Linked DNA regions of Homo sapiens: region 1 is linked to region 2. A link is an interaction called in ENCODE POLR2A ChIA-PET data of the cell type or tissue named here. Cell type or tissue: OCI-LY7. All regions are shown on one strand. Each heading gives the region's core, and the rest is flanking DNA. Links, peaks and the distances in the headings are about the cores only.

Region 1 (8,329 bases), core at 90-8,089, 170 kb before region 2:
TGGTTGCTGTGCGGGGAAGCTGGGCTTGACCTCAGGTTGGACACCACGGACACACAGAGCATTCAGGGAAACTGCTTGACTGCTAGGGGACTGGCTTGGAGACATTGATTTGTAGGACATACTTGAGACCAGAGCCCGTGGCCTGGGGTGGCTGCTTGCTGCATTGGCATCAAACCTTTTGTGTGTCTGGCTGAGGTGGCAGGGTATCCACAGTTGGCCTGATATTGCGGGGCGGGGGGGTCACATCCCTGCTAGTAAAGAAGCATGAACTTAGAAATAATGCATCCACAACAATGAAAGGAGCCTGGCGGGTAGGGGAACCTCAGTGAGAGCTGGGCAGCAGGCAGGGAGGCACCACCCTCTAGACAGACGAATCTGGCAAGAGTTGCAGGAAGGCTGGTTAGTGTGAGGTGCTTGTCTGTGTGGAAGCCTGGGAGTAGTGACTGGCTCCAGCCTGTCCCTTTGTAAGTGAAAAGGTTGAAGGCTGCAGAGGCCAAGACCAAGGCCCAGGCTACGTCTGGGTTGCTGGCGTTGGGGCAGACCTGGCAGCTGGGGGCCCAGGGCTGGGGTCCAGGCATCGAGTCATTTTTGAGCACTGAAATCAGCATGAGTGGACGAGCTCTCAGGAGTGAACACTCCTAGGAAGATAAAACCGAGAAGTAGGAAGTGGGCCTGGCAGACCATGAGTTTTAGGCTTCAGAAGCAGGGCAGTGGGCCTCAAGGATGGGTCATTTTTATAATAATGCTTATTTTGTAAAGCTTTGAAAATGAAGAAACCCAGAAGAAAATTCACCGTATTTCCATCAGGTGGAAGAAATCTTGAGTTGAGATTGAGCATAGGCAGAGAAGAGTTGACAGATGAGGAGGAGGATTCATTTGTGGGAGCAGGAGGAAAAAGGGAGGAAGGAGTCATGACGACTCAATCATGGGCTACCTCGAGTGCCTTGCTGAGGCCCTGGCCTTGTCTCCTGGGCCGTGGGGAGCCATATGAGGTTGTTGAGAATAATGTAATCACAGTGGCATGTGAAGAAACTGAGAAGAGACGCAGCCATGGCTGCCATCCAGGTGTGGGATGTGCCAGGTCAGTGAGATGAGAAGAAAATTGATAAGAGACAGGTGAGAATTTCAAGGGAGGGAGTGAGCCATGTCTGCTGGTTGCCTCATACCCATGGCACGTACATCACACACATATATACTGCGTGCCCATACTATACCTTATGCACGCATATGCACACTGTGTGCATACATGCATACCACACACATGCACATAGCACACACACACTGCATGCCCACATGCACCACACACACATTGCATGCACATGTGCACCACACACATACACCACACACACAAACTGCACACACAGTACATGTGCCCACATGCACATGCAGGTACACATGCACCAGCCGCATGCATGTGGCACACACACATTGTATGCACACACGTACCCCACACACACATATAGTGCACACATACTTTTACCACACAGTGCACTGCACACATGCCACACACATGTACTATACACACACACACACATGTTGGCCTAGTCCATTTGGGCTACTATAACAAAATAGCATAGCCTGGGTAGCTTCTGTGAGAAATTTACTTCTCACAGTTCTGGATGTTGGAAGTCCAAGATCAAGGCACCAGAAGATTCAGTGTCTGGGGAGGCCCTGCTTCCTGATTCATGGACCTCTGTTTTCTTGTGGTGTCCTCCCATAGTGGAAGGGATGAGGAAGCTCTTTGAGGCCTCCATGTAAGGGCACTAATCCCACTCAGAGCCTCCACCCTCATGACCTAATCACCTTCTAAAGGCCTTACCTCCTACTGCCATCACCTTCGGGGTTAGGATTTCAAGATACACGTTTTAGGGGAACACAAACATTTCAGACCCTAGCACATATATGTACATTGCACCCAGATGTTGTGGGACCTCTCCTGAGGGGACAGTGAGGTCAACAGGTGGTGAGGTGTGATGACAGCTCTTACACCTGGGATAATGGAAGGAGATGAGGGTGACAGGGATGTTGTCATCTTTGCACAGAGTAGTGGCTTTTGCGCAATGTAGTTAAGGGCAATGTAGTTAAGAGTGTGAACATTTAAAGGGTAGACAGGATTGATTGCAAGAGACATGAAAGAACAGCTGTATTTGGGGTGGTGGAGAGGGGGTTGACAAACCGGGCCTCAATCACTGAGCCCCAGGGGGCGGGAAGTGGGGAGCAGCAAGCTTGACATTTCTGTGCAAACACCTCCGCTTTGGAATCACTGGCTGTGACTTGGGGAGCCAAACCTTGCCTTTAGTCAGGCAGTCAGTGCCTATCATAGGCATTCTCTCTCTGGAGAAGAGCTTGAGGTCAGCCCTTGTCTCATTGAATTATAAATCTATTATAGGTTTGGGGCTCTAGCTTCCTAGACAAAACTCTTCAGGTTAGGTCTTTGACCTCCTTTTACTCTTCATTTTACATACTTGCCACTAGCTTTTTGAAAATCAGAATTGTCTGATCCTGTTTTGTTTTAGAGACAGGGTCTCATTCTGTCATCTAGGCTGGAGTGCAGTGGTACAATCATAGTTCATTATAACCTTAAACGCCTGGGCTCAAGCTATTCTCCCACCTCAACCCTCCGAGTAGCCAGCACTACAGGTGTGTGCCACTATGTGTGGCTAATTTTAAAATTTTTTGTAGAGATGGGTCTTCCTACGTTGCCCAGACTGGTCTCAAACTCCTGGCCTCAAGTAATCCTCCTGTTTTGGCCTCCCAAATCGCTGAGATTGATTGCAAGTGTGAGCCTAGCCTAATCCTGTGGTTTTTAAAAACAAATGGAAGGAGGCTGGGCACGGTGGCCCACGCACGTAATCCCAGCACTATGGGAGGCTGAGGCAGGCAGATCACTTCAGGTCAGGATTTCGAGACCAGCCCGGCCAACATGGTGAAACCCTATCTCTACTAAAATATAAAAATTAGCTGGGAGTGGTGGTGCGCACCTGTAATCCCAGCTACTCTGGAGATTGAGGCAGGAGAATCATGTGAACTTGGGAGGTGAAGGTTGCAGTGAGCCGAGATCGTGGCACTGCACTCCAGCCTGGGTGACAGAGTGAGACTCCGTCTCAAAAAAAAAAAAAAAAAAAAAAGGAAGGAGAGAGGACCTTTTTGTTTCTAGTGGCAGCACTCAAACAGGCAGATTGGGTAGGTCAGTTTCCTGACCATGAGTCTCAGGAACCCGGTCAGAAACCTCACCTACTCAGGAACTGCTTGTCTGCATGACAGTGACTCCTGGTGGCAGTGCTGCTAGCTCTCCCTGTGCAGGTGACCCTGGTGCCTGGCTTGCCACACTCAGGAGCGCCTAGGCCTGCAGTCTGCCAGGAAGGGTCTGGCCTATCCCCAAGGAGACAGAGGGCCCTGCTACCCACAGCACCCAACAGAGCCTGTTCTGTGTTTTTCCTTTAACACATTTAGAACCTTGTTATCCCAGCTCATCAGGAGTGGGAGCTGCAGGGAGACCTACTCCATAATCTTCAACCTGACTGCTGACTCACTTTCCTACTCCCACCCTTGGTGCTGAAGCATGGATGCTCCCTCCCCTGCCTCCTACCATGTGCCCAGGCCTGCAGCTGCAGGGGTGACCAACAGTGGCACAGTGGGGGCCAGAGACACCTGCACTTGACAGGATGCTTATTTTTACATACTGTTGGCTGGAAATAATCAACCTTATTTAAATAGAATGTGCATTCAGAGCACTATAAAAAGCACCCAACAACTTGCAAGGGCTGTTTTAGGAGTGATTCTCCTGCTTCCTTTGGAGGGAATCTGCAGGTTCCATGCAAGAGGAGCCAGGCCAGGGCTACTGAGGACACGGCAGGAGGATGGGGTTAGGCAGGTTCTGTGTGATCAGAGCCCTTTCCAAAAGCATACAGCTTTACTGCAGCGTGTAGTGGCAAGGGTGTCAGATGTCCCCCCTCACTCGAAGGCAGAGACTGACAGCCTTTTGCCCTGGAGGAGGCAGAACCCATGTGGGCATCACTGGTGGTATAGGCCAAGTGACTGCACTGTTGCTGGCGGCAGCGTCCCCAAGGATATCCCCCGGCATTATACTCATTCTCCTTTCTTGAGAGAGCCGTTTCTTTTTCCCAACTTTTGAGGAGTCTTCATGTTTACTCCCTGATCTCTGCCAAGTGCTGGGGCCATGTTGGTCTTTTGTGTGTGTGTGTGTGTGTGTGTGTGTGTGTGTGAGTGTGTGTGTGTGTGGGTATTTTATTTATATATTTTCACAATTTTGACTTTTTTCAAATGGTAATGTATGTACAAAAGTGTCAATGAAGAGAAGTCTCCAGTTTCCAGCCATAAAGGTAGCTGCTGCTACCCTATTGTTCTTTTGGAGATATTCTCTGCATGTTTAAGCATATTTATGTCAGATATGAGTCTTAAAGCTGCTGTCAGTGCTCACCTAGAAGGATCCTGTGGAAACTTGGGGTCTGGGTGAGTCCCCCTCTCTGTGTCTGACTCCTTCGTACCCTGCTCCAAGGGTCAGGCTAGTGCTGCTGCCGTGGCCGTGGGACCGCACCTGGGTACAGGGGCTGCAGGGTGCATCACTGTCTCCTGTTAGCATTTTTTAAAGAGAACCATTTTTCTCTTGGCTATAAAAATGTCTACATATTCTAGGGAGTTTGGATAATACCTAGGTACAAAGAAGAAAGATTCCTGTTACTCTACTATCAGAGATAACCACAAAAATTTAATGTGCTTCCTTTCAGTCTTTTTCATATATATGTGCACACTTGTGTGTATATTATATATTTCTTCTTAGAAATTAAAGTCATACCATACTTAAAAGTAATAATACCCACTTTTCAGTTTTATGGTATATTGAAAGCTTTCTTCATATTACTAAATAGTCTTTGAAAATATGTTTATTGGTTGCATCTAAATCTTTCTTTTGCTGTCCATTTTCAACCTATTGAGCATTCTTTAGTTTCCTTCCCCCCACCCTCTTTTCTCATGTCATTCAGTCAGGAATCCTATGTAACTCCTGGTTTCTGTATGTCATCTCTCTGTCCCACAGTGGCCCGCCTGTGTGAGTAGTTTAAGGCTAACATCTCTTCCGATTGGTTAGTGCCTAGTCCTGCCAATATTCAGTGCTGAATTTTGAATATCACCTCTGATTGAAATTAGTTTCCTTAGCCACTGTGTTTGCTCAGGCTACCACAATAACGTACCACAAAATGGCCGGCTTAAACGAAAAATGTTGATTCTTCACAGTTCCTAGAGGGGAAGTCTGAGATCAAGGTGTCAGCAGGGCCATGTTCCCTCTGAAGGTCTTAGGGGAAGATCTTCCCTCTCCTCTTCCAGCTTTAGGTGGTGGCCTGCGGTCCTTGACGTTTTTTGGCCTATAGGCACATCACCCCATTGTCTCCACATGGCCTTCACGTCATCTCTCCAAAGTCCCCCTTTTAAGGACATCAGTCATAGTGGATTAGGGCCCACCCTAATGACCTTGTTGTAACTGCATCACCTGTGTAAAGACCCTGTTTTTATTAAGGTCACATTCTGAGGTCCTGGGGATTAAGATTCCAACATAGCGTTTTAGGGGACCCAATTCAGTTCTTAACAGCCACTATTGCCCAGCCCAGAGGACTCAGGCCGTGGTGGAGGCCCAGCTTCATGCATAGACAGTGTGCAGGGCATACCCACAGTAGGTAAATATGTTCTTGTCTTAGAACTCTGGCCAGAGAAAGCCTGCCCTCTTGAACCACCCCTTCCCAATCCTTGTCTTGTATGTGCATCTATATAGATGTAGATACATGTAGTTTTGTGTTTTCCTGTGTGAACCAGATCATAGTGCACACATTGTTTACAAGCCCATGGGGCCGTCTCCCTGCCAGGTTTTGTCTGCTAATCTCTGAGCAGGCCCTGGAGAAGTTGACTGAGATGCACCTACTGTTGGAATGTTCTGTGTTCATAGCTGCTGCCTTCTCCATGACTAGGCTTTTGTCTGTAATTTAGATCTTCAGTTCACTATAATGGACTTGTGAGTCTAAACTTACATAATGTTTATATTATTAGCATTGTTACATTTTATGGAAAATATTATATTTTATTTTTAACATCAGCTTCTTCTTGGTAGGCCTATCTGTATTTAGTGCTGTGTTTATAACAGGCCTATACAATAAGATTTGCTTGATTGAGTTTTTTAGGCTGTCTCATTAAACATACTGCTTATGTCTTAACAATGATGCATACAATTTTAATGCAGTCCTTTTAGCTGTGATTTATTTACTATGAAAAAATAGAGGCTAGGGGTTGGATTAGGATTGAAGTTTAGCAGCTGCAGGATGAAGTGGTTTTGCCTTTTTTTTTTTTGAGCAGAGTTTTGCTCTTGTTGCCCAGGCTGGAGTGCAATGGTGTGATCTTGGCTCACTGCAACCTGCAACCTCCGCCTCCCAGGTTCAAGCGATTCTCCTGCCCAAGCCTCCCAAGTAGCTGGGATTACAGGCATGTGCTCCCATGCTCAGCTAATTTTTGTATTTTTAGTAGAGACAGGGTTTCACCATGTTAGCCAGGTTGGTTTCAAACTCCATACCTCAGGTGATTCACCCGCCCTTGGCCTCCCAAAGTGCTGGGATTACAGGTGTGAGTCACCACGCCTGGCCTCTTTTTTTTTTTTTTTTTTTTTTTTTTTAAAGATTGACCCTGCCAAGCAGTTTATAAGAAACCAAGGACTCATGAGCCTAAGGATTTTATTAATAAGAGCCCTCTGGTTAATTAACAGGCCTGGATCTCAGTACTGTGAAGGCTGGCAGTACCAGCTATGGTTTGACTGTGGTCACAGACACTTTTCCTAAACTGTAGGATGCTGCACTGGGGTTTCTTTTCTGTAGCTTTGCCCTTGTCCTGTGATTTCCATGGGTACCATGTAGGAGGGTCAGAAAGGAAATCACCTGAAAAGAAGAGGAGTTTGCAGATGCCAGAGCCAGTGAACTTGAGATGAAACTTGAGTTGGTCACGTCTCCAGGATGTAGGAGTGGCATGGGCTAGGCTGCCCATGGGGTCCTCTGCTCAGGCATGGCTGACTGGGATCACATTTTTTATTCTTTCTCAGGATTCAGGAGCAGTTCCAGAAAAATCCCGACAGTTACAATGGTGCTGTCCGAGAGAACTACACCTGGTCACAGGACTATACTGACCTGGAGGTCAGGGTGCCAGTACCCAAGCACGTGGTGAAGGGAAAGCAGGTAATGGCCTTGGCGGGTAGGGGTGGGCGGCTTCACCCAAGCCAGTCAAAGCTGTTGCAGGGAAGACCCACCAGCATCCTTGAGGGAGTGTTGAGATCGGCTTTAGGATGTGAGGTGTGTTCCTTCTCCTGCCCTCGGAATGAGCTGAGCACACCATCCTTGCTCCCCTTATTCTGTTTGTGAGGTTCTCCCAGCTCTTCTGCAGAAACCTCCCTTTGGGGATGGTGAACCCTGTTCACACTGCTTCCTGAGAGAGAAGCCCACACATCTGATGTCTTCACCTCTTTTATAAATACAGCCATAGACTCTCCTGGGGTTCCTATTGTAGATGGCCAGCTTCTCAGTTTTCAAGGGAATACTCAAACATTATTACCTTGGTGAATTCTCTTTTTTCCTAAAGATTAAATCTGCCTTCAGTTTCCCTAAGAAAAGTCCAGTCTACTAAACGCACAGTGATAGCTAACATACATTCACATAGCATCTGTCATGTGAGTTTCCTGGGCTTTGCCAGCCCAGGGTCTAATAAACTCAAATTAGACAAAATGACACAGTGGGTAGCACCTCCCCGTGTATGGTGATGAGCCATGCATCACAGAGATGAAAGGTTTATGATTTAATTCTCCACAACCTTTAATCACAGGAGAGAGCTCTAAGACTCTGCAGTTCTCTCAGGGCAACAACATGGCTGCACAGGAGGGATGGAGGGAGGGACAGGCCCACCTCATCCCAGCGTCCCCACTTGCTTCCCTTGCTATTTTTTTTTTTTTTTTTTTTTGAGACGGAGTCTCGCTCTGTCGCCCAGGCTGGAGTGCAGTGGCGGGATCTCAGCTCACTGCAAGCTCCGCCTCCCGGGTTCACGCCATTCTCCTGCCTCAGCCTCCCAAGTAGCTGGGACTACAGGCGCCCGCCACTACGCCCGGCTAATTTTTTGTATTTTTAGTAGAGACGGGGTTTCACTGTTTTAGCCAGGATGGTCTCGATCTCCTGACCTCGTGATCCGCCCGCCTCGGCCTCCCAAAGTGCTGGGATTACAGGCGTGAGCCACCGCGCCCGGCCTCCCTTGCTATTTTTTTATTTCCTCCATTCACATAGGTGGCATGCAT
Region 2 (8,329 bases), core at 139-8,138:
CCTTGGTGGGGGCACAACCACTCCTCTCGTCAGAGGCCCTGGCACACCCTTGTGGGCCTCTCCTGACATGGACGATCCCTGGGCCACCAGTTGCTGGCGCAGGAGGTGACGCCTTGTTTTTCCTGTCCCCCAGATCACCAGAAGCTGGAGAGAGAGGCTCGGATCTGCCGCCTTCTGAAGCATTCCAACATCGGTGAGCAGCCTGGGGTAGGGAGCGGGGATGGGTCCCCACCTTCTCCCGGACAGCAGCCCATTCCGGTTTCTCTATCAGACTTTCAAAGAGATGCAGAAAGACTTCCTTTTCTTCTCTGTTGAAATATCCCACCAGAAGCCCCTGAGGACGCCCCCTCTTCTCCCCTGACCTTGAGGACTTTGTCGTATGTGACATGATTCCCGGGGGTGCTCAGAGCCGGGGCAGCCCCAAGGTGGGGCTCTGGGTGCCCAGCTCCACCCGACTGGACAGGTCCCTTTCCCATCCCACTCTGTCCTTTGGGTCTTGTCGGTGGCATTGGTGCAGAGGAAGGTAAAGGACACATTCCTCACAGAGCCCTCTGCTGAGCCAGTGCCCAGCATGTGACCCCCATAACTCTGAGCCGCCATTCTGCTGAGAACACACAGGGGCCCCAACATTCTGTGGCCTCAAGAAAAGCCACAAGATGGCCCAATTACAAGGAAAAGAAAGACTGACCAAAGACCCCAGCACATGCTGTTCTCGGGCTGAGAGCCCCTGACTGTTTTCTTGCGCTGGCCCAGGGCTTCTGGAACTACAGTCTGGGGTCAGGTGACCCTGGCCCAGAGTCAGCTGCTCCACAGGGGTATCTGGAGCCTGGAGCCCAGGCCTTGCCTTTGTCGGGGAGCAGCCAGGAAACGCCCTAGGGACGGCAGCCGCTCTTGGCCTCGGAGGCACCTGGGGAGCTGTCAGGTGGATTTGGGGCCCTTTCCTCCAAAGCTCTGATTCACTTATGCCAGGAGGAGCCCAGGCATGCTTGTTCCAAAGGAACAGCTGGGGACCGGGAGCCTGTTTAGGAGCCTGGGGCATCCACACACTCACCTGGGCCTGGCTCCGAAGGTCGCTGAACCCTCATCACCTGGTTTAGGGGGCTGGAACCACCTCGCCTCATCTGATGCTTCACCAATGAGCTGGGCAGAGGGGCAGGTGCCCCATTGGACCCAGCAGGACCCCAGCATGGAAAGCGGCAGCCCCAACTCCAGGGCCCGGGGCCAGGCTGCAGCCCCAGGTGGGCTCTCAGGGGCCTGCTACTGCAGCTTAGCCCCTGACGAGATTTGCCGCTGCCCACCAACCCACTGCATCCAGACTGGACTCTTCACCCTGGTTCCTCTTAGTAACCCAGGACTTTATTTGTTTGCCACCTCTGTATGCTGCCCACAGTGTTATTTGCTTACTGTTTTTATTTAAATAGATTTCCTGACAATTCACTTTTTTACTTAGCCCTGTCTGTGAATTTGCCGTCTGATGTGCCAGTTAGGTTTTCTTTTAAACCATTAAATAAGTATATAACTATTTTTAAAAAGTTAAAAATGTTTTTTTTTAAAGTGTCCACATGCATACGGCCCAGACTCCCCACACAGACCCCCAGTGCTCCATCTGGCCTGAGCAACCTGCTTCCTGCCGAGGAGGTGGGATTTCCCCCACCAGCTGCCACCCCGGAGCCCATCTGCCTCTGCCCCACCCCACCAGGCCTGCATGGGGAGGTGGGTGCCTGAGGGCAGGGGCAGCCCCCACCATGAGATCAGCCCTGCAGCGCCCCCAGGGAGCAGTGAGGTACCTTCATAGATGACAGGGCCTCCCTTGGAGCTGCCCATGGGGGTTCTGCGGGGGGCATCTCCTCCATGGCCCCTGGGACCACCTCTGCTCTGAGTGTGTGATTTTCATGAAGCATGTCCCAGGTGGGGCAGCTCAGAGGGGCCAGCCTGCTGGGCCCCCAACTGGGCTTATTGGGCAGCCCCCACTGGAAAGGAGTGGGGAGGGGTGAGCTTTTTAACTCCAGAGATTTCACAGGCAAGTCCTAGAAGCAGGACGTTGGTGGGCCTCCCATGTCTTAGGGACGCAGAGGCCAGCCTGGGTAGAATGGGAGCCTAGGAGTGAAGAGAGGGTCCAGGGGACCTAGTGAGAGGGCATCCTTGCTCTTGGGACAGAAGCCAGCCAGAGAGGGGTGAGAGGGAAAGGGGACATTGGTTTCAGATGAGTGCCTTAGCTGGTGGAGTCCCTGCTTGGCAGAGGCCAGCGTCGGCTCACAGACAGCCCCGGTGGGTAAGAGTTGCCCTCCGCCCAGGGTGCTGACCCAGGACATGGTCTGGGGAATACCTTGCTCTTTGAGAATGGGGCTTGGTGGGGGCAGAGAGGAGAAGGCTGGGCTGCTGGGCCTGAGGCAGAGAAGTGGAGCAGGTCTTTCTGCACTGGGCTTGAAAAAACCCCAGGACTCTTAAGTGGGCCCCAGACCCTGGTGCTGAGTGTTGGTCACCTGGGATTCTTCACACTCAGGTGATGATGGTGACAGTGATGGTCACAGAACTGTGGTTTACCTAGTGCTCACTGTCTCAGAGCACCACAAAGGTTACATAATTGATCTTCACGGCCACCCTGTGAAGAGGTGCTATTTATCCTATTTCATAGAGGGGCAGATTGAGGCTTAGATGGGCTGAGCAACCTGCCCCAGGTCACACAGCCAGTGCAAGTGGCAGGGGCTGGGCTTGCCCTATATTTTCTGATTCTGTGGAGGCTTCTGGGGCCTGGCCTGCCCTTGGTGGAGGGCATTTTGCCTGAGGTTTAGGAGCTAAGGAGGGCCATTGGTATGGGGCTGCTGGAGTCCAGGAATCTGCAAGGTGAGGCCTAGGCCCCAGAAGCCACATGGAGTTCCTGGATGTAAGGACGCTATCAGGCTGGGCCCCTGGGAGAACCAGAGCCAGAGGAGGGAGGGCACTGGCAGCCAGTTAGAAACTGGGACAGCGCCGGAGCATGCAAGGAAGGGGGGCTGCTTGTGCCTGAGGCCCAGGGACCTGCGAACCTAGGAGAAGGTGGCTACGTCTTACTGTCTTACCCATTCAGCGTCTGTGGCCCAGTCTCAAGTGGTAGAGGAGAGCCACACCTCAGAGGTTCATCTCTCCAAGACTTGAGGACTGGAGGGAATAAGGCTGGTGCAGTGCAGGCCCTCAAGCCAGACTGCCCGCTGAGTCCACAGCCCTATTCTGCCTTTTGTGAGCTGTGTGACTATCAGCTGCTTACCTAACCTCCCTGTGCTTCAGCTTCCTCATCTGTAACTTCTCGGGGTGGTTGGGAAGGTTAAATGAAATAACACACACAAAGTGCTTAGAACAGCCCTAGCGTGTTGGCTGTCGTCGTCCTCGTTGTTCTAGCAATCATCAGAACCGGCACGTGGGAGAGTGTCCAAAATGAGTCATTCCTAGAAAATATTTGCTGCTTAGTACAGGGCACATCTCCAGCTCAAGGAAAAGCAGGCCTTGAGGTTGCTTGCTTTGTGCTGAAATCACTCACTGTTCCCTCGCCTCTTCATCCGCTTGTTCATTCATCACATCCTGACCAGCTCCTGCCCTGCGCCAGGCAGAGTTCCAGGGCCAGGCACGCTTCACATAGATTGTCATGGGAAGTTGTGCAAGGAGGAAGGAGGGAATGATGGTGGTCCATCCTGCTGACCATGCCAGCTCTGGAATTGGAGCTCAGGGCCCAAAATTTTGGATGATGTTGCATCAGGCAGGGACCCTGCCACCAGCCTGTGCTGGCAGGACACAGCGGAGACACAGAGCCTGAAGGCAGAAGGCAGCCCTGGGAAGACCCAGGGTGAATAATGAGTGGTTTTTGTCCCAGCTTCTCCTCATGTGGAGCTGCACGGCAGCTCCTTTCTGGGGTTTGGAGGTGTGAGCTCCTCCTGTTGATCTCCGTGGTGTTTGGGAGCAGCTGAGGCCCAGGCTGGGACCAAAAGGACCTGGTCTCTCTCTGGCAGAAGGAGACAGGTGACCAGACTGGCAGCGGAGGGTGAGGCACTGGCAGCTGAGGGCAGTGGCACTGCCCTGAGGCCCTGTGGGTGCTCGCTGGGTGGCCAGCTGGCCCGCAGGGCCCAAAGCACTCTGCTCAGCCCTGCCCTCTGGCCTGCCCACCCGGGCCCTACCCAGCCCGATCCTCTGGGCAGCCCTAGGGCTTACACCGCTGGTGGTGTGCCTGGACAGGTACGGAGGCAGGCAGGAGGTGTGTCCTGGGCTATTGCCAGCCCCTCATGGCTTCTCTGTCCCCACAGTGCGTCTCCACGACAGCATCTCCGAGGAGGGCTTCCACTACCTGGTCTTCGATCTGTAAGTTCCAGAGCTGGGGACTCTCGCTGCACTCACTCCCAGCCTTGGCTCAGGGTGGGATCTGCAGCCTCCCCAGCCCCAGGGAATAGTCCCTACCCGTGGGCTGGCCACTCCCTTGAGTGTGCTTCTGCTGCTGGTCCCCTTGCTCCAAGCTGTGCCCAGCCTAGCTTCCCTCGCCTCCCCTCATTTGCTTTGCACTAGGGTTACTGAGGCCCACAGAGGCAGGGCTGACATCCTGGACTCCCCCTCTCCTCCACACAGAACAGGGCACACTGGAGGCAGCGGGTGGGTGGACCCCAGAGGAATAGTCAGTCAGCAGCTGCATTCACCTTCCTTTCCTTGGTGCCCTCATCCCAGCTGGACTGGGGCACCACTGGCTGGCGTGAGTGCACATGTGTGTGTTTATGAGTGTGGCTGTGAAATGTGAGCACGTGCACCTGTATGTATGTGTGTGGGTGTTTGCACGTGGGGGCGCGTGAGCACATGAAATCAGGGTCCATATGGGTGGGGATGTGCATACATGTGCATGTGTATTGTGTGAATGTATGAGTGAGCGTGTGGAGGTGTGTGCATGTGGGTACGCTGGCACAAGTGTATGCATGCACGTTTGCATGTGTGTGCATGCATGTGTATGTGTGTGTTTGCATGAATGTGCATGTGTGAGTGTTTCATGAGTGCGTGTGCAGTAGCTCAGTGAGAAGGTGTCTGGGGCCGCTGCCGCCTCTCACTTCCTGCCGGATTTAGAAGCAGTGATCTCATCTCCCTCACTTTTGACAGTTCCTGCTAAGCAGCGCTATATTTAGCTGTCTGTGAGTCAGTGCTGTTCCAGGACCCTGACCTGGGCAAGGGCCCATAGGCCTTAGCCTGCCCCTGTGGCCTCCAGGCGGCCACACAGCCAGAGAAGCCCAGCCTTGGTGCTATTGCCATGGTTACCCCAGGCCCTCCCCATGGCTGCTGTGAGCGTGCAGGCCGAGCAGAGACAGGACACGCCTGCGTGGGGGCTGCCCTCTCAGCTCCTCCTTCCTCAAGTGACAGACGTCAGGCCATGGCACATGTAGGCCTGAGGAGGCCTCTGTCCATGTGAGGTTCTCTGGCCTAGAGAAGCTGAGACTGTCCCTGCAGGGGCTTGGCCACCTCTCAGGTTCCCCTGCATGTTCCACAAGACACCAACTCAAATCACCAGCCAGGTGACTGGGGCTGACCCAGGACACAGTTGCCACTGCCTGGCTGAGGCTGTGTCCTGAAACGTCTGTCCTGTGGCCCTGGGGAGCTGGCAGGCTTGCTGCCACACCTGTGTGCCCCAGCACACCTCCACCAGCCTCTTTTCCCAGGAAATGGAGACTGTGGGGTGGGGGGTGGTCCGATCCAGGGCCCTTGGTGGCCAACAGATGGCTGCATGTGTTACAGGAGCCGAGGAGGAGAAAGGGTGGTGTGTTCGTGCATGTGTGTGTGCCCATTTGAGAGACTCTCATGTCTCCCGCCTTGCCAAGCACATGCCAGGCAGGTGTCATTGGAGGCCCTGAGGCAGGCTGGGAAGAGGAGATTGGCTGGCGAGTCAGGAAGGACCCTCCATGTCTTCCCCACCAACCTCCATGGCCCCTGTGCCTCAGCCAGCCTCCAGGCCAGCAGAGGGCCGGGACAGCAGTTTCTGGAGTTGGCTGGCATTGCCCTCAGGAGGCCCTGAGGCCCCATAGTAGTTTGGGAACTCTGTGGATTCTGGGGGATTGACAGATATCCCCACTCCCCTTGCTTGGGAATGTCACAGGGCTTGAGAACCAGGCCTGGGAGTAGAGGGTCTCACACACACCTGCACGCCCAGAGGACAGAAGCTCCCATAGGCGCCATGGCTGAAGCCAAGAATCAGCCATGTGTCCCCCACAGCCTAAGGAAAGGGGGCCATGGAGTCATATGTGTGCCTTCCCGGACTGTGTCCCTCCTGGGCCAGCACTGAGTTTCCCAAACTCCCCACAGCAACCAACGTGGGTGGAGGAGCAAACTCCCTTCCCTGAAACTGAACCACTAGATGGCCCTGGCCAGGGAGTCCCAGGTGCCCACCAGCCCAAACTACAGCTTCCTGAGCACACAGAGCACACCAGAGGGCCTGCATCAGCCCTAGTGAGGCACCCCTTGGAGCGACTCTGGGCTGCAGCCCTGGCTCAAGACCGTAAGGCCTTTTAGCCACTGTTCTGTGCCTGGACTCGGCGTCTGCAGAGCCTAATCTGTGTTCAGTGTGTGCCAAGACCTAAACAGTTATAGCACAACACTGGGGCATGCCAGGCCCTTGCCTGGGCTAGATGTGGGTTTTGATCCTCCTGCCCAATGCACATGTATACACAAGCACACATATGTACAAACATGCACACATGTGTGCGCATGAACAAACTGCTCTACAAGTGCACAAGGGCACACACAGGCACACAGTTGTACACACATGCACACAGGCACACATGCAAAACAATATACATGAACATGAGTGCACGCATGGGCACACATAGGTACAGACACACAGACACACATGCACATGTGCTCACATGCACAAGCCAGTATACATGTACACAAGGGCACACACAGGCATCCACACATGTGAACACGTGCACACACACACCCTCACACGGACAGGCCAAGCTCAGGAGCCCGGCCAGATGACCCTGGGAAGGGCCCCGTCAACACTGTTTTGTTTCCTTGTGGTCGGTGTGGTGGTTGATTGGCTGTAGAAATGTGCTGGCCCATGAGGAGTGAGAGGAGAGGCAGGCAGAGGAGTGAGCGAGGGTGAGCAGAGCTCCAGGTCACATGCCAGGTGCTGGTCGGGGACACAGAACAGCAGAACCAGTCAGGCAACAGAGGCAGAGCCCCTGCCCCCAGCCCCAGCCTGGACAGAAAAATGGGGAAAGGAAAGGGAACACCCAGTCCTTTAATGCCCTGCTAGGTGCCAGGGACTTGGGTGTCTTCCCAGTGCATTTCACCCTCACATTGCTCGAAGGATTTTGAGGGGATTCAATGGGATCATCAGGGCATGCGTTTAGCTGGAGCAGGGGTGAGCCGACATTCAACACATGCTCACTTTTCTTTTTCTCCAGTGCTGAGAGAGCACCCACATGTGCCAAGGTCACATGTTCAACAGATCCACTCCCTGGGTCTTCCCTGCCATGGACCAGCCCAGCCCCAAGTGCTGGGCCCAAAAATGAGGAAGACCTAAGCCCTACATTCCAGAACCAATGGGGAAAACTGCCAGGCAGATAGAGAAGCCACAGCACCTGGGCAGTGCAGTGGAGCAGGCGGGGGGATGGGGAAGAGGGTGCGGAGGCAGAGGAGGGGCTTGGACCCCACAGGCCTGCCCCACACATAGGGTCACAGGAAGTGGTGTGGGAGCAGTGACCCTAACCTTCTCAGGGGTGACAGCTTCTAGGGGAGTCTACCAGCAGACTCAAGCAGGCTAAGTGTGTGAGGGGCTTGGGCAGACCTGCAGAGGGCTCCGTCCTACTCCCCTGCCGTGCATCCAGCCCCTCCACCTTTTTGTTCCATGCCCACATTACCCGGCTCCCAGAGGCCCTTCAGATTGTGGCTTCTGCTCACAGGGTCTATCCTGACCATAGGGCCCAATGACTACTCACTGGGTGGAGACACAGGGCAGGAGAGTGGGCAGAGACCTCCCTTCTGCCTGTCATCTCTGTTCTCTTCCTAGAGATGGGACCTCGAACACCTCAAGACCCTGCGCCACCAAGGAGACCAGATTTAGGCACCGTGTCTTTAGGCTCTGATCCTGTGCGAGGGCCACCACTCTGGCCCTAAGTGGGGGTGGGAGAGTATTGAGGAGGGGAAACCAGATCTTCTCAGACTTGGAATTTGAGTCACAAGGCCTGGGTGTAACAATGCAGACCCTGAGACAAAGCTCCTGTGCTGCCCACTCTGGGCAAGTCACCAAATCTTTGAAATTTGTTTTCTCATCCATAAAAATGGAGTATAATCGTGGCCAAAGTCACAGAGTGGTTGTGAGGACTGAAAT

The links. Peaks named below come from ENCODE experiments on the same cell type or tissue, not always from the same donor. Only the 100,000 strongest peaks of a DNase experiment are listed, where the experiment ranks them.
Region 1: POLR2A ChIA-PET joins it to region 2 with 6 read pairs; 2 of 35 experiments call an interaction of 5 or more read pairs at or near these places.

What each region holds. Positions count from the first base shown.
Region 1 is chr7:44,426,468-44,434,796 of GRCh38, reverse strand. NUDCD3 (NudC domain containing 3) reads left to right here. Exons shown (of 6, transcript NM_015332.4): 3 at 7,094-7,226. Among named protein-coding and RNA genes, the nearest start is that of NUDCD3, 60 kb to the left of the region's middle. In OCI-LY7, for the core only: a CTCF peak has its summit at 3,280 (motif pointing left); DNase peaks (open chromatin) are centred at 3,256 and 3,636; H3K4me3 peaks cover 2,506 bases; H3K27ac peaks cover 3,490 bases.
Region 2 is chr7:44,254,869-44,263,197 of GRCh38, reverse strand. It overlaps CAMK2B (calcium/calmodulin dependent protein kinase II beta), which reads left to right. Exons shown (of 24, transcript NM_001220.5): 3 at 134-193; 4 at 4,272-4,326. Among named protein-coding and RNA genes, the nearest start is that of YKT6, 58 kb to the right of the region's middle. RefSeq lists enhancers at 1-140, 539-1,038, 4,393-4,442, 5,323-5,402. In OCI-LY7, for the core only: a CTCF peak has its summit at 1,765; a DNase peak (open chromatin) is centred at 5,087.